2 separate regions of the Homo sapiens genome follow, and region 2 is linked to region 1. Evidence: chromatin loops called from intact Hi-C (ENCODE). Cell type or tissue: pancreas. All regions are shown on one strand. Links, peaks and the distances in the headings refer to the core of each region. The heading gives the core; the rest is flanking DNA.

Evidence for each region. Hi-C counts contacts between places; a loop is a spot of excess contacts. Peaks named below come from ENCODE experiments on the same cell type or tissue, not always from the same donor. Only the 100,000 strongest peaks of a DNase experiment are listed, where the experiment ranks them.
Region 2: it touches region 1 in a loop (2.8-fold over the local background); 23 of 110 quality-filtered maps call a loop at or near these places.

Annotation. Positions count from the first base shown.
Region 1 is chr6:155,330,221-155,341,178 of GRCh38, forward strand. No RefSeq gene overlaps it. Among named protein-coding and RNA genes, the nearest start is that of TFB1M, 21 kb to the left of the region's middle. In pancreas, for the core only: no CTCF peak of the experiment used is centred there; no DNase peak of the experiment used is centred there.
Region 2 is chr6:155,509,876-155,520,833 of GRCh38, forward strand. It overlaps LOC105378068 (a long non-coding RNA gene), which reads left to right and starts at 4,969. Exons shown (of 3, transcript NR_134597.1): 1 at 4,969-5,073; 2 at 5,373-5,419. In pancreas, for the core only: no CTCF peak of the experiment used is centred there; no DNase peak of the experiment used is centred there.

The DNA.
Region 1 (10,958 bases), core at 830-8,829:
CCTTGGGCCAGTAGACGTGAGGAGAGATATGAAGGAAAGGCCAAGGTCAGGGAGCGCGTACCTGGAGGTTCTGATGGTGAGGCTGAGTAATGAAAGATACGTGGGTGTTAGGTAGTCCAAAGAGAAAGCATGTGCAAAGGCCCTGGTGTAGGAGGGAGCTGGGAGTATCTGAGAATCAGCAGGCAGGTCTGCTGTATAGAGGAGATGACTGGAGAAGGAGAGGTGGCACATCTTGTAAGATTGTGTAGGCTAGGATAGAGCTTGATGTTTAGAAATGATAGGCATTGCATTCGCAGGTTTTAAGGGAATGCATTCTTTGATGAGATGAATAGTCAATCTGGGTGCAGTGGGGAGAGCAAATGGGAGAGGAGTCAGAGTGTGAGAAGGGAAAGTGGTTAAGAGGGTATTATAGTAATTCTGGGGTGAAATAATGGTGAGGCCAGGGTGGCAATGGTACACAGGGTGAGAAACATGTGTGTGAGATATTTGCAAAGTCAAGGACAGGTCTTGGCGATGGGTGCGAAGAAGTGGGGTGGGGAGGGAAAGGAAGGTGTCAAGGCTGATTCCCAGGTTCCTGGCTTGGACAGGTGAATGGTTGGAGATATATATAGGATGTGGTTTTGTATGCTGGAGGGGGACCAGGAGTTTGAGAGGAAGGGTTCTTGAGTAGGTGGCAGAGGAATAATTTGAATCTAGGTCTGTTTTTCATCAAAATGTGCTTCTCATCAATTCCTGAAACATACACATATTTTTGGAAATCCACACTGAATGACTCTTCCATCTTGCTAGTTCTGATCAGCTTCTATTGTCACCACTGTGATCTTCCGGAAGAAATGCATTCACTTTTGTTGCATAATCAATAAGTGACATCGGTGGGAGAAATGTCCATCCGGACCGGAAGGTATGGGAGGTCCTTTTTGGGAGGTGATACCTGTAATTCCTCAAACCTTGCTATTCAGCAGTGAGAGTTACGCTGCCTACGTTGAGCTCTGGCTCAAACTGCTAGGGTTTGAATCTTGCCCCATGACTTGCTATCTCTGTGATGTGGGCATATTGTTTAACATTTCTAAGCCTCCCTTTCTGTAAAAAGGAGATAATAACAGTATCTTCTCCATCATGAAATTGGCTGAAAGATCAAGGCTGCTGCTAGCCCACAGGACACCTTTGTGTGAATTAGAGAAAGGCTCTCATTCCTCAAGTGAAAAAAGAACTTTTGAAGTTAGTATATTATATACTATCATTAATTACAATTATACAAACATAAAGTCATTCTGAATAAATACTGTACATCAAATGATTAAACAATGTAATATTCATTTTGAATTTTTAATTACAATTAGAAAATCAAATTTATAGATAACAAGTCAAAAATTTTAACAGCAGTTAATTATAAAATTTCCATAGCAACAAATAAACAAGTGCTCTAATATAATCAGCAGATTGTTACATAGTAATCTCTAATTTGTCAATTTAATACATACTTTGTATATTATTGATGCTAAATTATATTAGCTATTACCTAGTTATTTGTATCATAATGAAAATGCCTGTATACTTAAAATAGAACTCTGCTATCTTACTTGAGTACAGAAGACAAGTGCCAGAGTATATGAAGTATAAAGATTTGAAAAAAATTTAAGATACTAATCAGTTAGTACTTCAGTGAGAAAAAAATCTTATTTAGAAATGTAGGTTATTTTGAATGTTGTTAGATCATCAAGATCTTTTAATAATCAAATATATTCTTCCTTTGTAAGTCCAAGCAAAATGTAATATATATCAATCCTATTAAGTAAGACATTTTACTGCCACCTGTCAGTAAACTATCTTCATAAATATATAGCTCTGTCATCTTTAAAGTTAGCCAAGTTATGATAAAAATATGAACAGTCTTCAAAATGATAAAAAGGGCTATGATGTGACAGTCTTTTTAGTTGTGCTACTCTCATGCAATGTCCAACCTAAACCATTGTATGCATTGGTGCTGGGAAGGATTACAAGAGATAATTCTATAAAGTACTTTATATGCGTAAGGACTATTATACACTGAGTGATCACTGGATGTTAGTGTTTTATTTTTTATTATTAAACCTATGTTGTAATTGTGGTGTTTTAAAATGCCCTAGTTGAAGTCCTAGTTTCTTTTTTTCTTGGAGACAAAATTTCGCTCTTGTTGCCCCGACTGGAGTGCAATGGCACGATCTCAGCTCACCGCAACCTCTGCCTCCTAGGTTCAAATGATTCTCCTACCTTAGCCTCCTGAGTAGCTGGGATTACAGTCGCCTGCCACCACACCAGCTAATTTTTTGTATTTTTGGTAGAGACGGGGTTTCACTGTGTTGTCCAGGCTGGTCTCAAACTCCTGACCTCAGGTGATCTACCTGCCTCGGCCTCCCAAAGTGCTGGATTTACAGGCATGAGCCACCGTGTCTGGCCTCTAGTTTCCTTTTTGATTAGTACTGAATGTAAATTGTCAGTGTGGATAAAGTAGTTTAAAGAGAGATGCTCGGCTGGGCGTGGTGGCTCATGCCTGTAATCCTAGCATTTTGGGAGGCCGAGGCAGGTGGGTCCTTGAGGTCAGGAGTTCGAGACCAGCTTGGCCAACATGGCGAAACCCCCATCTCTACTGAAAACACAAAAATTAGCCTGGCGTGATGGCGGGCACCTGTAATTTCAGCTACTCAGGAGGCTGAGGCAGGAGGATCACTTGAACTTGGAAGGCAGAGGTTGCAGTGAGCTGAGATCATGCCACTGCACTCCACCCTGGGTGGCAGAGTGAGACCCCATCTCTAAATAAATAAATAAATAAATAAAGAGAGATGCTCTACACTAAATGGCAAAGAACTTTCTCAATTAACTCCATCTCTTCTCTTCACCAGAACCAAACTACAGCAGGTAATAATGGGATGCACAGTACCTCGTTTTTAGTTGAAATTGATTGCTTGTTCTCAGATTCACTATAGAGAACAGTCCATGTTATCATTTGTTTCAATGTTTTGCTTTAGTCCTTTTAATGACAACAGCCCGGGAAAGGAGCCCCAAGGCTGCTTGCTGAAATACAAATAATGTAGCCCAGTGTGTATTCTGTAGTGGGATATTCATGGGAAAGAAATGAGAATAATTTAATGCTCAGAGGTAAGCATATTTAAAGAAAAAGTAAAAATAGAAGTTTGTGTGCTGTTTAAAGTTATTTAGAAGGAAAAAGAGTCAGAGAGGATGAGAGAGGTTTTCAGAGACGAGAAGATAGTATTTAGCGAAAATGCTTGCAGAATGATCAGAAGACTAAGAAAACATGAGCAAAAGGAAGCAGTGGGAAGCCATGTGGAAAAGGTCAGGGGAAGGTTGGTAAGCAGCATGCAGAGAAAGGTGAAAACTGAAAGTTGAAATTTAAGGTTGAAGGCATTAGAATGAGATCAAAAGCAGAGAAACAGCTCAGTCACTGAAGCCAAGCCTGACGTTTCCATACCCCGAGGTGAGTACAGCACAGCTCTAGGAGCCCACTAGCAATTTTCTGCAGAAAACGTCAAAAGAAAAGATACCTAGCTGAGGGGAGACCAAGTTCCTTAATTTTGTATTTGTTGTTTTATTTTTAGAAAGTCATTTTGTTTTTAAGATCATGCCACAGTATTTTCAAAGGCCTTTGTAAAGAAAGATACCATATGCATTCGAAGTATTATTAGTTAGTTATCTGGGGTTAATTCTGGACAAATGTTTCTAAGAAAGATGAACATAAGGAAATAGACACAGAGAGAGAGTATAGACACAAAACAAAGCAATAGGGAAAACCTTGAAAGGAAGGAGAAGGGTGGCTCTGTGATGAGCAAAAAAACTACCAGTGAGAAGCAGAGACAGGGCAAAAAAAAAAAAAAAAAGATGTCTAAGCTCTGAGGAAGGGAAATCACTGATCAGAATGTTTTCCCATTACATATACATATAATCCATATATATATATGGATTTACGGAGTCTTGCTCTGTTGCCCGGGCTGGAGTGCAGTGGCTGGATCTCAGCTCACTGCAACCTCCACCTCAAGGGTTCAGCCTGCCTCAGCCTCCCTAGTAGCTGGGATTACAGGGGCGTGTCATGACACCTGGCTAATATTTGTATTTTTAGTAAGGATGGGGTTTCACCATGTTGGCCAAGCTGGTCTCAAACTTCTGACCTCAGATGATCTGCCTGCCTCGGCCTCCTAAAGTGCTGAGATTACAGGCGTGAGTCACTGCGCCCGGCCAATATATATGGATTTCCATTCTTTTATATCTCTCTCCACTTAAAAAATAAAGAATAACCTAAGTCAGACATCAGCAAACTTGTCCTGAAAAGTAGTAAATATTTTAGGCCCTGAAGTCTAGATCATCTTTGACACAAGGATTCAGTTCTTCCATTGTTCAGTGAGAGCAGCCATGGACAATGTATAAAGGAATTAGGGTAGCTGTGTTTCAATCAAACTTTATTTACAAAAACAGATGCAGGCCTGTGGGTTATAAGTTTGCTGACCCCTGACCTAAGGGATTTAATCTTCTCATTTCCAGATGAAAATATGAGTTCCGGAGTATTTCATTAAGCTATCCAGAGCCTCACAACTCAGTAGTGGGAAGCAAAAGTTGGAGAATAAGATGTGTTTAGTTATACATTCTGAACTTGGAGAGATACAGATCTTTTTAAGCAAAATAACATGAACTGTAATTTGTGCTCTCAGACACCTTCTGAATGCTTCACTCTAGATAATCAAGGCTTCTGAGTAGCTTAGGGGGCTACTGCATGAAGCAACCAAGCCATCCACGTCAATTACTTTGGATGGGTCATCTTTCTAAGATCTATTACATATGGTCATGCCTTTTATTTTATTTTTTTTGGCATTTATTTAATAACATTTATTTTATTTTTCCGTAAGTTATTGGGGTACAGGTGGTATTTGGTTACATGAGTAAGTTCTTTAGTGGTGATTTGTAAGATTTTGGTGCACCCAAACCTAAGCAGTACACACTGCACCCTATTTGTAGTCTTTTATCCCTCGCCCCCCTCCCGTGCTCCCCCCAGGTCCCCAGAGTCCATCGTATCATTCTTATGCCTTTGCATCCTCATAGCTTAGCTCTCACATATCAATGAGAACATGTGATGTTTATTTTTCCATTTCTGAGTTACTGGACTTAGAATAATAGTCTCCAATCTCATCCAGATCACTGCAAATGCTGTTAGTTCATTCCTTTTTATGGCTGTGTAGTATTCCATTGTATATATATACCACAGTTTCTTTATTTACTCATTGATTGATGGACATTTGGATTGGTTCCATGATTTTACAATTGTGTTGCTATAAACATGTGTGTGCAGGCATCTCTTTAGAATAATGACTTCTCTTCCTCTGGGTAGATACCCAGTAGTGAGATTGCTGGATCAAACTACTAAAAGAACTACTTTTAGTTCTTTAAGCAATCTTCACACTGTTTTCCATAGTGGCTGTACTAGTTTACGTTCCCATCAGCAGTGTAGAAGTGTTCCCTCTTTACTGCATCCATGCCAGCATCTACTGTTTTTTGATTTTTTGATTATGGCCATTCTTGCAGGAGTAAGGTGGTATTGCATTGTGGTTTTGATTTGCATTTCCCTGATCATTAGTGATGTTGAGCATTTTTTCATATGTTTGTTGGCCCTTTGTATATCTTCTTTTGAGAATTGTCTATTCATAGCCTACTTCTTGATGGGATTGTTTGCTTTTTTCTTACTGATGTGTTTGAGTTCGTTGTAGATTCTGGATATTAGTCCTTCATCAGATGTGTAGATTGTGAAGATTTTCTCCCACTCTGCGGGTTGTCTGTTTACTCTGTTGACTGTTCCTTTTGCCATGCAAATGCCCTTTAATTAGGTCCCAGCTATTTATCTTTGTTTTTATTGCATTTGCTTTTGGGTTCTTGGTCATGAAATCGTTGCCTAAGAAGGGTTTTTCCAATGTTATCTTCTAGAATTTTTATAGTTTCATGTCTTAGGTTTAAGTCCTTAATCCATCTTGAGTTGATTTTTGTATAAGGTGAGAGATGAGGATCCGGTTTCATTCTCCTGCAGGTGGGTAGCCAATTATCCCAACACCATTTGTTGAAAAGGGTATCCTTTCCCCACTCTATGTTTTTGTTTGCTTTGCCAAAGATCAGTTAGCTGTAAGTATTTGGGTTTATTTCTGGGTTCTCTATTCTGTTCCATTGGTCTATGTGCCTATTTTTATACCAGTACCATGCTGTTTTGGTGACTATCGCCTCATAGTATAGTTTGAAATCAGATCGTGTGATGCCTTCAGATTTGTTCTTTTTGCTTAGTCTTGCTTTGACTATGTCGGCTCTTTTTTGGTTCCATATGAATTTTAGAATTGTTTTTTCTAATTCTGTGAAGAATGATGGTGGTATTTTGATGGGGATTCCACTGAATTTGTAGATTGCTTTTGGCAGTATGGTCATTTTCACAATATTGATTCTACCCATCCGTGAACATGGGATGTGTTTCCATTTGTTTGTGTTGTCTGTGATTTCTTTCAGCAGTGTTTTGCAGTTTTCCATGTAGAGGTAGTTTGACTCTTTTGTTAGATATATTTCAAAGTATTTTATTTTATTTTTTGCAGCTGTTTTAAAAGGGGTTGAGGTTTTGATTTGATTCTCCACTTGGTTGCTGTTGATGTACGGAAGAGCTACTGATTTGTGTACGTTAATCTTGTATCTGAAAACTTTGCTGAATTCTCTTATCAGTTCTAGGAGCTTTCTGGAGGAATCCTTAGGGTTTTCAAGGTAAACGATCATATCATCAGCAAACATTGACAGTTTGACTTCCTCTTTACCAATTTGGATGTGCTTTCTTTCTTTCTCTTGTCTGATTTCTCTAGCTAGGACTTCCAGTACTATATTGAAGAGAAGTGATAAGAGTGGGCATCCTTGTCTTATTCCAGTTCTCAGAGGGAATGCTTTCAACTTTTCCCCATTCAGTATTATGTTGGCTGTGGGTTTGTCATAGATGGCTTTTATTACATTAAAGTATGTCTCTTATATACCGATTTTGCTGAGAGTTTTAATCATAAAGGATGCTGGATTTTGTCAAATGCCTTTTCTGCATCTATTGAGATGATCATGTGATTTTTGTTTTTAATTCTGTTTATGTGGTGTATCACATTTATTGACTTGTGTGTGTTAAACCATCCCTGCATCCCTGGTATGAAACCCAGTTGATCATGATGGACTATCTTTTTGATATGTTGTTGGATTCAGTTAGCTAGTACTTTAAGGATTTTAGCATCCATGTTCATCAAGGATATAGGTCTGTAGTTTTCTTTTTTGGTTATGTCCTTTCCTGATTTTGGTATTAGGGTGATGCTGGCTTTATAGAACGAATTAGGGAGGGTTGCTTCTTTCTCTATCTTGTGAAAAGGATCTCTGTCAAAAGGATTGGTACCGGCCGGGTGCAGTTGCTCACGCCTGTAATCTCAGCACTTTGGGAGGCCGAGGCAGGCAGATCACGAGGTCAGGAGATCGAGACCATCCTGGCTAACGTGGTGAAACCCCGTCTCTACTAAAAATACAAAAAATTAGCTGGGCATGGTTGTGGGTGCATGTAGTCCCAGCTACTTGGGAGGCTGAGGCAGCAGAATGGCATGAACCCGGAAGGCGGAGCTTGCAGTGAGCTGAGATCGCGCCAGTACACTCCAGCCTGGGTGACAGAGCGAGAGTCCGTCTCAAAAAAAAAAAAAGGATTGGTACCAATTTTTCTTTGAATATCTGGTAGAATTCTGCTGTGACTCCATCTGATCCTGGACGTTTTTTTGTTGGTAACTTTTAAATTACCATTTCAGTCTGTTCAGGGTGTCTAATTCTTCTGATTTAAGCTAGGAGGGTTGTATTTTTCCAGGAATTTATCCATCTCTTCTAGGTTTTCTAGTTTATGTGTGTAAAGGTGTTCATAGTAGCCTTGAATTATCTTTTTCTTTTCGGTGGTATCAGTTGTAATAATGTGAGATTATTTAGATCTTCTGTCTTCTTGGCTAATCTTGCTAATGGTCTATCAATTTTATTTGTCTTTTCAAAGAACCAGCTTTTTGTTTCATTTATCTTTTGTGTTTTTTTTTGTTTCAATTTCATTTAGTTCTGCTCTGATCTTGGTTACTTCCTTTCTTCTGCTGGGTTTGGGTTTGGTTTGATCTTGTTTCTCTAGTACCTTGAGGTGTGACCTTAGATTATCTGTTTGTGCTCTTTCAGACTTCTTGATTTAGGCATTTAGGGCTATGATCTTTCATCTTAGCACCACCTTAGCTATATCCCAGAGGTTTTGATAGGTGATGTCATTATTATCATTAAGTTCAAATAATTTTTAAATTTCCATCTTGATTTTGCTTTTGACCCAGTGCTCATTCAGGAACAGATTATTTAATATCCATGTATTTGCATTGTTTTGAAGGTTCCTTTTGGAGTTGATTTCCAGTTTTATCCCACTGTAGTCTGAGACAGTGCTTGATATAATTTCAATTTTCTTAAATTTATTAAGCTTTGTTTTATTGCCTATCATACGGTCTATCTTGGAGAAAGTTCTATGTGCTGTTGAATAGAATGTGTATTTTGTGGTTGTTGGATGGAAGTCTGTGAAGTCCATTTGTTTTAAGGTATAGTTTTAAGTCTATTGTTTCTTTGTTGACTTTCTGTCTTGATGACTTGTCTAGTGCTATCAGTGGAGTATTGGAGTCCCCACTATTATTGTGTTGCTGTCTCTCTTGTTTGTTAGGTCTGTTAGTAATTGCTTTATAAATTTGGGAGCTCCAGTATTAGGTGCATATATGTTTAGGATTGTGATATTTTCCTGTTGAACAAGGCCTTTTACCATTACGTCATATCCCTCTTTGTCTGTTTTAACCACTGTTGCTTTAAAGTTTGTTTTCTGTGATATAATAGCTACACCTGCTTGCTTTTGGTTTCCATTTGCATGAAATGCCTTTTTCCACCCCTATAAGTTTATGTGAATACTTAGGTGAGTCTCCTGAAGGCAGCAGATAGTTGGTTGGTGAGTTCTTATCCATTCTGCAGTTCTGTACCTTTTAAGTGGAGCTCTTAGGCCATTTACATTTAATGTTAGTATTGAAGGTACCATTGCATTCATCATGCTCTTTGTTGCTTGGGTACTTTGGTTTTTTGGTTTTTGTTTTTGCTTTTTAACTTGTATTTTTGTTTTATAGGTCCTGTGTGATTTATAGTTTAAAGAGGTTCTGTTTTGATGTGTTTCCAGGATTTGTTTCAAGATTTAGAGCTCCTTTTGGCAGTTCTTATAGTGGTTGGCTTGGTAATGGCAAATTCTCTCAGCATTTGTTTGTCTGAAAATGACTTTATCTTTCCTTCAGATATGATGCTTAGTTTTGCTTGGATACAAAATTCTTGGCTGATAATTGTTTTGTTTGAGGAGGCTGAAGATAGTCCCTTCTAGCTTATAGGGTTTCTGCTGAGAAATCTGCTGTTAATCTGATAGATTTTCCTTTATAGGCTACCTGGTGCTTCTGTCTCACAGCTCTTAAAATTCTTTCCTTTGTCTTAGCTTTGGATAACCTAATGACAATATGTCTAGGCAAAGATTTTTTTTTTTTTTTAAACAGTTTCACTTTTGTTGCCCAGGCTGGAGTGCAATGGTGCGATCTTGGTTCACCGCAACCTCCACCTCCCGGGTTCAAGTGATTCTTCTGCCTCAGCCTCCCAAGTGGTTGGGATTACAGGCATGTGCCACCACGCCCAGCTAATTTTATATTTTTAGTAGAGATGGGGTTTCTCCATGTTGGTCAGGCTGGTCTCAAACTCCCAATCTCAGGTGATCCACCCACCTCGGCCTCCAAAAGTGCTGGGATTACAAGCGTGAGCCCTCTGACTTTCAAATAGTCTGTCTTTGAGCTTACTATTTCTTTCTTCCAATTGACCAGTTCTGCTGTTGATGCTCTCTATTGCATTTTTTAATCTCATTAATTGTATTTTTTACCTCCAGGATTTGTTTGATTTTTAAAAAGTTATTTCAATCTCTCCCTTAAATTTCTCCGATAAATTTCTGAATTGATTCTCTGTGTTTTCTTGAAGTTTGTTGAGCTTCCTTAAAACAGCTATTTAAAATTCTTTGTCCAAGAGATTACACATTTCCATCACTTTCAGGGTCAGCTTCTGGCACCTTATTTTGTCTGTTTGGTGAGGTCATATTTCCTTGAACGTTCTTGATGCTTGTGACGTGTGACCATGTCTGAGCATTGAGGGATTAGGTATTCATTTTAGCCTTCACAAATTGGCCTTGTTTGTGCCTGTCCCTGTCAGAGGGCCTTCTAGGGATTTTAAGCAGACTGTCTTGGTTTTCCTGAGCCTGTGACCACTGTAGCTGTCTCAGCACTAGAGGACACTATAAGCTCAGGCTTACTCCAGGTCTTGTGAGGATTCCAAAGTTTGTGTGGCCTTCTGGCTCAGATGAGCCTGGTGAGGACCCAAGGAGGGTACTGGGGCTGAGTGGGAATACTGGCCAGTAAGTCCAGAAGACTGTCCTGATGGCTCAGATGGGTATGCCTCCCAGCAGGTCTCTGCACAGGTGATATAGGTCCCTGACTGCAGCTAGAGGGGCTGGATTTGAGACTGGGTCCCCTTGGGATCTGTTGTGAGAAGGAGACTGGCGGGCCTGTCTCATTGACTCAGGCATGCATCACACAGCAGGTCTTTGAAAAGCAACGTTCTTCCTTGTTACAACAGTATGGGCTGGAGCTGAGGCTGGGCCCCTTTGGGATCTGTTGTTAGCCACAAGTTCACTAAGTGCCCTGGTCATTGTGATTTGTACCATTAGCCTAATTCATCTGTTTTAGACTCCCAGGTCAACCCTACCCTTCTAGATTGACTTTGCTCCCCTTAGCCACAAATAACATCTTGCCTCATGGGGGAGGTACATCACCTATTAGCAGGAGCAAATAAGCTCTTAGAGATGG
Region 2 (10,958 bases), core at 1,856-9,855, 180 kb after region 1:
GTATAGATGAGGAAATGAAGACATACAAGGTGACTTGCCCAAGGTCACTCAGTGTTAGCTGACATTGGCACCTTCCTCTATTACTCTCAGACAACTACTTGTTTTTTACAAAACAAAATCTCCATACTATAGTACCATAGTTTCAAAACAAGACTGTATGGTGAACAGCCAGTCTTATTAGGTAAAGTATTTCCATGCCAAATGTAAGTCACATAGGGCATTTTGTTCTTGGAGTAATTAAACAATATGACCCACAAAAGTTGAAGGATTATTCTCAGTTGTCTCCTGCATCTATTTTGGTACAGGAATGTAAACATGGAACAAGAAGATGGCTGTCACTCAAAATAAATTGCTGCATTGGCCAGACGTTTTGGCTTTTCTGGTTGAGGGCCCAGTGGTACATTGTGCTCTTGGCTTCCAGAAAATGGAGTGGATCCCAAGGCTGCTGGTTCATGCAACTGCAAGACCTAGTATGTTTTTTCTTACTATTAGCCATGTATAGGCTGCAAGTCCTTCGACCAGGATGATTTAACAACTGAGTCAGTTGATTATATAGAGAACCCCACTCTATCTCAGTGTACTGATTTACACACCTTAACTAGCTGCAGAAATCAGATGAATTTCACTTAATAATGGGGTAGATAGGATCCAGTATGGCGCCCACTATTATAGTTTCTTCACTATTTTGCCCCTTCTAAAAGTGGCATCTTTTTTTTCCACTATTTTTGACCACTTGAAAAAGAGACCAGGAAACAAGGATAATGAATGGGCCCCATATCAACCAGTTTTTTTTTTTTTTTTGGTGTTTTTCTTATAATGTCTCCCATTTAAATATTCTTTCTGTTTCTCTAAATATCACTCCTTTGCTAGGTCTGAATCATCCTTAACAAGTATATTTTTTGATACCGTTGTATTTTTCAGGGGAAAAGGAAAAAAAAAACCTTTTTATTTAAGGATTTTTGAACACTAATATCTTTTACCTAGAAAGAATTTCTCTTTTTACTTAAGTTTGAACCAGGAACTTGAAACACTATACATTTTCTGTTACCTTTGGCAATAAAATTAAATCTGAAGTGAAAGAACTGAGTAATCTACAACATATCCATTTGTCAATGTAACATCCTGAGTAGCACACTTTAAACTTTTAAGCATATACATTTTTAAAAGATCTCCCTATAAATAGCTAATGGGGAAAATCTTGATGTATGAAAGCTCCGAGTCATCTGTCTCACCCCACTGCTACTGTCATGAGAGAGGGAACAGAATTTGTCATTAATGGTTCAGCTCATGGGGAAGTCCCTTTCTGAATTTGAAAATGGCTGTATATGTTTGCAGATAATGGTCCAGGTGCTTTTAAGTATCTTGTATCTAAGGAACATGATTTTTAAAATCATAATTTAGAAATAAAATTAAGTAATTAAAATAATAAAACATGTCAATGGGCATTATCATAGAAAGTTTTTGAAACTCTGTAATTTGGGTCTAGTCGGTCAACCCTGTCTTATGGATGACAGTGGCATAGGCCAAGATGTAGGTCAGGATGCTGTAACCTAGTGGTCAGCTAAGGAATGCTGCTGTATGAGATTGAAGTGAAATTAGTTTGTACTACCATGCATTGGCCTTGTAGAAGTCCAATGCCCTCATCCAGAGTTCTGTGACTCTCTGGGATGGGGAGGCCGGAGCTTATATTTTCATGATCACCTTTGGCTCTGTTTGTGCATCTGATGAAGTATTCTTCATTCTTCACCTTGAGGCTGTCCCTACATCTCAATCCTGGTGTTGACACAAAGGGTTTGGTCAGCGATTGGTGTTTTTGATACTCTTTTCACCCTAGAGCAACCTTAATGCAGGTTGATTGCATGAAGTTTCCTTAGTGAGAGGGCCCATCATTGTTCAACAATTGTAAACAACATGAAATTGTACATTAGAAAATCCTTGCCATTTATGAACCAAAGTTGGTTTTCCTTCAGTTTGTTTTGCATAAATTTTTTTTAAAAAACCTAATTAGTACATGTGTTAAAAATTTTCAACAGCATGGAAGGGTACTCTTGTATGCAAAAAATATTCTTACATGAGATCACCAATTAGCCTGCTCTGAGGTGACTACGGTTAATAATTTGTATTCTCCTATAATATTTTTAAACATATATGTCTCAATCCTTCTTTGTAAACAAAATATCACACTATACTTAATATTTTGTACCACTTTGCATTTTATACGAAAAAATATTTTTGAGTAATCTGATATCAGTATCTAAAGACCTGTTTTATACTTTGAGTAGCTGCATAATAATATTTCATTGTATGAGACTTTCAGTAATTTATTATTTCTTTTTGTTTTCAAACACCAACTATTAATAGAATCAGATATACTATAATTTATTAACCAGCCAGCTCTTTACAGATATTCAAGATGTTTCCAGTTTGTTGCTATTTTTTTTTTTTTTTTTTTTTGAGACGGAGTCTCGCTCTGCTGCCCAGGCTGGAGTGCAGTGGCACCATCTCTGCTCACTGCAAGCTCCGCCTCTCTGGTTCACGCCATTCTCTCCTGGGCTCAAGTGATCCTTCCACCACGTCCTCTGAAAGTTCTGGGATTACAGGGATGAACCACTGCACCCAGCCCTGGATAAATTTTTATAAGTGAATTTTTTTGGATTAACAGGTATTTGGATATTTAATTTAACACATATGGCTAAATTGGTCTCTTTTAGAATCAGCTTGTCTGGTTCCATCATCCCCAAGATCTCATTTGTAGTTTCATTTGGATCACATTGAATTTATTAAATGTTAGGGAAAATAATATTTTATGATTGTATCTTACTGTGCAAAACCAGAGTGGCTTGCAATGTGTTTGTCTTATTTTATGCCTTTTAGATTTTAAATTTTCTGTGTTTTTGACTCTGTTCATTTCTTGTTAGATTTTTTAAAATTAAACTTGAAATTTTGACATAATTTGTAGATTCATTCAGTTGTAAGAAATAATCCTGTGAGATCCCAAATTTTACTCAGTTTTCCTCCAGTGTCATCATCTTGTGAAATTGTAATACAGTCTTGCAACCAGGATAATCAAATTGACAAAGTCAAGATTTAGAACACTGTCATCACCACAGGATGCCAGGACAAACTCTTTTGTAGCCACACGACTTCCTACCCTATCTTCTATTCCTACTCTCCAAGAATCACTAATTTGTTGTTCCATTTCTATAATTTTGTCATTTCAAGAATGTTACGTAAATAGACTCAAACATGATATAACCATAGAGGAACAGCTTTTTTCACTCAGCCTAATTTCCTGGAGATTCATCCAAGCTGCTGTATGTATCAATAGTTTGTTCCTTGGTATTATTGAGTAGCATTCAATGGTATGGGTGTACCAAAGTTTATTGAACTATTCCCTACTGAAAAACATCTGAGCTGCTAACAGTTTTTAAAATTTTATTAATAAAGTTTTATAAAGATTTATGTACATATTTTTTGTCAATATGTCTTCATTTCTCTGGGGTAAATGCCAAAGAGTCCAGTTACTGGGTTATAGATAGTTGAATATTCTGTTTTTTTGAGTCAAAGAAATTTTGCCTAGCATTCAATGGTATGGGTGTACCAAAGTTTATTGAACTATTCCCTGCTGAAAAACATCTGAGCTGCTAACAGTTTTTAAATTTTATTAATAAAGTTTTATAAAGATTTATGTACATATTTTTTGTAAATATGTCTTCATTTCTCTGGGGTAAATGCCAAAGAGTACAATTACTGGGTTATAGATAGTTGAATATTCTGTTTTTTTGAGTCAAAGAAATTTTGCCTAGCCTTATAGCGTAGATATGTATTTTCTCCTGTGTTTTATTCTAAAAGATTTGTAAATCTATGGTTTACATTTAAGTCTGTGGTTAATTTTAGAATAAATTTTATATGAAGTGTGAGTTCTAGGTTGAAGTTCTTTCTTTCTTTCTTTTCTTATAGATGGTCAATTGCTCCATCACTATTTGTTAAAAACATTAGCTGTCCTCCATGAATTGATTTTGCACCTTTGTCAAAAAGCATCTGAGCATGTCTCTTGGGCCTATTTCTGAATTAGTTTGCCTTTTATTTTCCCTAAATTACTTAAAGTTTTTTTTTAAAATCATAAATGAGTTTTTGACTCTTTAAAAAAATACTTTTTATGCGTGATTGATATGATCATACAAATTTTCTTCTTTAATCTGTTACTGTGGTAGATTATGTTGATTGATTATCAAATGTTGAACTGCCTCACATAATTGAAATAAATTCTAATTAGGTATAACCTATAATTCTTATCCACTTTAGTGTCTGATTTGTTATTTTGTTGAGAATTCTTGCATGTAGGTTTTAAGAGATACTGGTCTGTAAATTTCTTTTTTTGTGTGTGTATTATCTTTGTTTTCGGTATCATAGTAACAATATTCATTGGGAAATGTTCCCTACTCTTTTATTTTCTGGAAGAGATTGTATAAACTTTGTATTAATTCTTTTAATATTTGTAAGAATTCTCCTGTGAACCAATCTGGGCCTGAGGATTTCTTTACTGGATGCTTTTCAGTTGCAAATTCCATTTCTCTAATGGTTTATAGCACTATAATATGGCTATCTCTTTTATTTGATTGAGTTGGTAGTTTGTGGTTTTTGAGGAATAGTCCCATGTCTTCTAAGCTGTTGAATTTATGAGTACGTGAACAGAAGTTTTCTGAAAAGGAATTTGGAAGGAAGAGATTTTATTCCAGTGAACAGTTTGCAAATGAGGGAGAAGCAGCCTTTAGTATAAAACAAAGGAGCATTCCAGAGAACAAAGGAAAGGCTCATGTATTTATAAAGTCCCAACCCAGGTTCCCAATCAGGTCGATTTATGCAAATGAAGGATTGAAACTTGATTAGTGCTGATTGGTCAATGCAGCTAAGTTCTGATTGGTTGGTTCAGGTGAGCTCTGAAAGTTCCAGTAATAAAAAGGTTGAATTTTGGAGGGAACTCAGAGTATTTGTGTGACCTCCAATCAGCAAATGGCTGCTTAAGTCTATTTTGAGTTTATATCCAGTTAGCCATTCGGGATCCATCTTGAAGTATTGGCTCTTTCAGATTTATACTTTTTCAGAAGTATATTGTTCTGCAGTATTTTCCTAATATCTTTTTAATAAGTATAGTGTCTGTATTGTTATCTCCTATTTCATTCTTAATATTGGAGATTTTTGTCTTCTCTTTTCTTATTTTTGTCAATTTTGCTAGAGATTTATTAATTTTTTTAAGAACAAGCTTTTTGTTTTATTGTTTTCCTCTTTCCAATTTCACTGACTTTTTGCCTTATCTTTATGATTTCTTTCTTTCTGCTGGATTTGAGTTTATTTCACTTTTTTTCCCCTAGTTTCTAGAGGTGCAACTTACGGACTTGAGATCTTCCTCTTTTCTCACGTAAGTATTTAGTGCTATAAATTTTCCTCTCAGTACTCTGTTAGGTGCATACCACATATTTTGAAATATTGTATTTTCATTTTCATTTAGTTTTATGTGTTTTTAAAATTTTTATTTGATACTTCCTCTTTGACCCATAAATTATTTACAGTGTATTATTAAATTCCAAGTGTTTTAATATTTTTTATTTAAAACAATTTATTAAAAAATTTTTTCTATTTATTTACTTATTTATTGAGACTGGGGCTCACTTTGTTGCCCAGGTTGGAGTGCCAGTGGCATGACCTTGGTTCACTGTAAGCTTCACCTCCTGGGCTCAAATGATCCTCCTACCTCAGCCTCCAGAGTAGCTGGGACCACAGGTGTGCACCACTACACCTGGCTAATTTTTTGTATTTTTTGTAGAGAGGGGGTTTTGCCATGTTGCCCAGGCTGATCTTGAACATCTGAATTCAAGCAATCCACCTGCCTTCGCCTCTCAAAGTGCTGGGATTACAGGCGTGAGTCATAGTGCCTAACCGAAACAATTTTTTTTTAAGAGACAGGGTCTTACTATGTTGCTCGTACTGGCCCTGAACTCCTAGGCTCAAATGATCCTCCTGCCTCAGCCTCCTGAGTAGCTGGGACTACAGGCATGTGCCCAATGTTTAGAGATTTTTCCATAATTTATTTTTGGTGTTGATTTTTAGCTTGATTCTATGATGATTAGAGAATATACTCTGTATAATTTTTATATGTTTGTGGAACTTTTGTTTTGTAGCTCAAGATGTGGTCTTAGTGAACATTCCATTGGCACATAAAAAGATGTGTGTTTTTGGGTGAGGTGCTCTAAACAGGCCAATTAGATTGTGTTGTTTAGGTATTCTACAGCCTTGTTGATTTGCTGTCTAGTAGTTCTATTAACTGCTGAGAGGGAGGTGTTGATGGCCCCAACTATAATTGTGGATTTGTCTATTTCTCTTTTCAGTTCTATCAATTTTGTTTCATGAATTTAGATGTTTTGTTGTTTACTGTATTAATATTTGGGATCATTATGTCTTCTTGATGCATTTGTCCTTTTATCATAATGTAATGTCTTTGACTATATAATTTTCCTTGCTCTTAAATCTACCTTGTCTGACGTTAATATATCCACTCCTGTTTTTGTTTTAAATAACATTTCATGATTTATTTTTTTCCATCCATTTACTTTCAACCTACTTATGTCTTTAAATTTTAGGTATATTTATTGTGAACAGCATATAGTTGGGTCACTTTTTATTTTATCTACTTTGCCAATTTCTGCCTTTTAATTGTTGTATTTAAACCATTCATCCTTAAACTAATTTTTGACATGTTAGTGCTTAAGTCTGACATTTTATTTTTTTGATTTCTGTTTGTTTCCTCTGTTCTTATTCTTTCTTTTTTCTTTCCTTCCTCTGGGTTATTGAACATTTAAAAAAAAATTCTACCTTGATGCATTTTTGAGATAGGAATAGCACTGAGTGGTTTCAGGGGGATGGAAAAACCCCAAACAACAACTAAAACAAGAATCAGGCAAAGAAACCACACAATAACAGAAAATCCAAAACAAGGGAAAGAAAATGGCCAAAACTCTGGTCAAGGTGACTTGTCCATGACTGTTCCAGGTAAACCCAAATGAGGGAGAAGGTGGGTGGTAAGTGGGGGAGGGGTCCCTGAAATCCCCTCCTTTTCCAGAATACCTAGTGATTACTGCACCCCCTCATTAAAGAAATATCCATAAAATAGGAACGCTGGGTGGCCACAGGAAAAACGGAAAGATATCAAGGAACAATTTCACATAACAGCAAGAAAGGAACTGTTAAAAATTAGCTATAAGGACAAGGGCGAGCCTGGGCTGAGAAGACCCTAACAAACAGGACAGAGGCTAAGCTGGCTGACACCAGCTGGGTCCAGCGAGGCACTGGATTTGATCCATGCCCTACCAAAGTCCTAATTATATGCTCATTACCATACTAAATCACACACCCACCATTGCCATGACAGATTCAAGCATGGCCATATTTAGCGTAAAAATGGGTGGGCCCTTAGTTCTCAGAAATTTCTGCCTTTTTCCTAGAAAATCTCCAGATTATTCTACCCCTAATTAGAAGAGCCTATAACATTAGTAACCCAAACTCCATCGTGCATGACTCTGTCGTGAGTACGCCTGCAGCCCCGCCCTTGAGTGCGTACTTTCACTTTGCAGTCAAAGCTCCTTGTCTTTTCATTTCATTCTGACTCCTCCCTGAATTCTTTGTTATAATGGTGTCAAGAACCAGCTAGGGCTGGCGTCTCACTGGCATCTGTAGACCCACCTAAGCCCTCCGGCAGCATCTCTGGGACTTTTGAGTGCATCACTCTGTATAGTTTTCTTAGTGGTTGCTCTGGGTATGAAAATTTACATCTATGATTTATCACAGACTACTAGCATCAACGTGTTGCACTTACAAGTTAAGTGTGGAAGCTTTACGCCCATTTACCCTCTACCTTTCCCATTTTTAAATATCATTGCCTTAATTATTAGATGGGGTTATAATTTTTGTTTCAATCATAGCATGGATGTTAGGAAGCTCATGAGGACAGCCTATGGTATTCCATTCCTCACTGTGTTTTCTTCTTTCTTAATGCTCAGAAATACCTTAATTTGGCTGGGCACGGTGGCTCATGCCTATAATCCCAGCATTTTGGGAAGCTGAGGCGTTGGCGCATCACTTGAGGTCAGGAGTTCGAGACCAGCCTGGCCAACATGGTGAAACCCCGTCTCTACTAAAAATACAAAAATTAGCTGGGTGTGGTGGTGCATGCCTGTAATCCCAGCTACTCAGGAGGTTGAGGCAGGAGAATCGCTCCGGGAGGCGGAGGTTGCAGTGAGCCAAGATTGCACCACTGAACTCCAGCCTGGGTGACAAAGTGGGACTCCGTCTAAAAACAAACAAACAAACACAACCTTCATTTTTATTGCATTTCTGTCTGAAGAGCATCCTTCAGCCATCTTGAAGGTAGGCTGCTGGAGTACAGCTCCCAGCTGGCACTGCTTAAGGTGGCTGAAGGAAGGCCACCAGGACTGTCACCTCACATTGCCTCACATTGTCTCTAGGTGAGGGAATGACACCTCTGGCCTAGGGAGACAAAGAGAGCTTCCTCGGCTGGGTGCTGTGGTGGAGGCCTCCTTGACAGTGCCTGATGCCCCCACCAGACAGTGTCTCTAGGTGGAAGAGAGAAGAACCACAAGGAAGGGAGAACTTACCTTGGCACCTCTTAGCCCTGGGGCTTCGGCTCCGTCCCTGTGGTTCTGCCTGGCTCCTGGGATATTGTGTGCAGAACTTCCACTAGATTCCAATGTTGTTAGGTACCTGGGCCACCTTCTGTCGTGTTTTGGGAGTGGGAAATGCTAGGCCTGGGTTGCCTTCTGTTACGCAGGGGTTGCAAGATACCCTGAGGTTGTGTTGTTCACAATATAACTCTTCAGTCCTCTTGAGGTCCCAAATCAGTTTGCCTTCCTCTTACCACTTCTCCTTTGATTTTCTCCTGCCTTCTATCCAGGGTTTATCATTGTACTTAGCAGGGAGAAGCAAGGAGACCTAGTCTACACTAGTCATCTTGTTTGAATAGAAATCCCTTTTGTTAGAATTTTAAAAATTTAGATTGTTCAATTCTTAAATATCCTTTAGCCACCACAAAACAAAGGATTTCTCACTGGCTAAATTGTCCCATATAATGCTTGTATTCTTGTCTTTCCAATTTCATCTCTAATTCTCCCCTATTCTCACTAAGGTTTTCTAGAGAGCCAGAAATTCACACTTGATTATGCACAGAACTCTGCTCTCTGCAGCCCCTAACCTATAACTCTGCCCTAAGCCCTTTGGTCTGTCTCAAACCCATCAATGGGCTCAGTTGAACAAAAGAGTCTTCTGCTTCTCTGGCCAGCACAAAAGATAGGCAGAGACCCAGGGTAAGAACATTTTCCTTTCACAGTATCCTTTGTCCTTTGAAGACATTGACTGTTTTAAATAGTATCTTCTATCACCCCTACGTGTTAACACTAATGTAGACAGGGCATTTTTTGCTCCACCTTTTGACCAAAGACTATGATCTCCTTAAAGGTTGGGATTACATCCCTAACACCAAGCAAAGTGCCAAGCACAGAGAGGGACTGTAATAAATGTGTGTTAACTGGTAGGAATAAAAGGCAGGCTGTTAAACTCTTTCTTCACTGTGTCAATAGGTTCAGCATGACAATAATAGGTCTGGAGGGAAACTGAAAGGTCAATTAGTTCATCTTTTTGCTTCTGTCCAAGAACACACACCAGATAACTAGGTAGCCAGTCTGATTTTAAGTACTTGGAAAGAAAAGAAAATTACAGTTTCCTTTAGTAATCCATTCCAGTGTTTAACAACTCTCATTGTCAGCAAGATTTTCTTTATATCTAGCCTAAATGTCTCTCGTTGCATTTTTAAACCTTAGCAGGTAGAAATGTGCAGCCAGGATTTGAATGGTCTTTATTTCTTTAATTACTTTTGAGCAAGTGAACAAGTATTTATGAGCTAAATACTTTCTTTCCATGCATCAGGTCCCAAACTATCCTTTATCTGAATATATGTGCATTTACCTGTCTTCATCATTTGGCTCTGAACTACCAGTGCCCTGATATTAGCTCCTTCCTGTGGAATATTGATTGTGTTAATGGTTTCAGTTTGCACCAGCATTCTTTGGTAGTGCCTTCCCGCACTGACTCTGGGCTTAACCACATGACTTGCTTTGGTCGATGGGACAATTGCAAATTAGATGCAAGCAAAGTCTTGAAGAAACTCTTGAATATTTCTGCCTCTTTTCTTTACCTCACTGTGATAACTTGCCCAGGCCAATTTGCTGGAAGGATAAGACAGCAACCTGGAGAAAAACTGAGTCTTCCACTGTGAGGCCATCCAAGACCAGACAGCTCCTGACCGACACACCAGCTGATCACAGACAGACACATAAGGAGAGCTTAACTGAGATTAGCGGAGCCTGACCCAGGTCATGAGAGATAACTGCCCAGTGGATCCATAGACTCATGATAGATAATGAGTGGATGTTGTTTTATGCCATTAATTTCTAGTGTGTTGGGTTTGCAACAAAAACTGATCCTCTCCCTAGGAGGAGCTTCACTGGTGGAGCTTGACCTCAGCAAGAGGTTCTCCCTGCTGCTTCTCTAACTCTTGTTGTCTTACCTTCTTGCCTGTGTATCTCCTTCTTGCTTTGCTCTGAGTGGTCAACCAGCATAAACTACCTTGGACCACTCCGCCAGTTTTTGACCCTCAGCTTCATGAGAAGCAGCCAACATTCTAGTTGTTTACCATTGCACACATTTGGTGCATGCTTATATGTCCCTCTGTTTTGTAATCCCTGCTCCTGTATCCTTGCTTTATGACATACTGATAGAGCATTTCGCATTCCAACAATACTGATATATTATTATGAGATTGTATTCTGAGTTATAACCAAATGTATTTCAGAGTAATAATGCCCCCTGGGAGTTACTAAGACAGTTTGAAT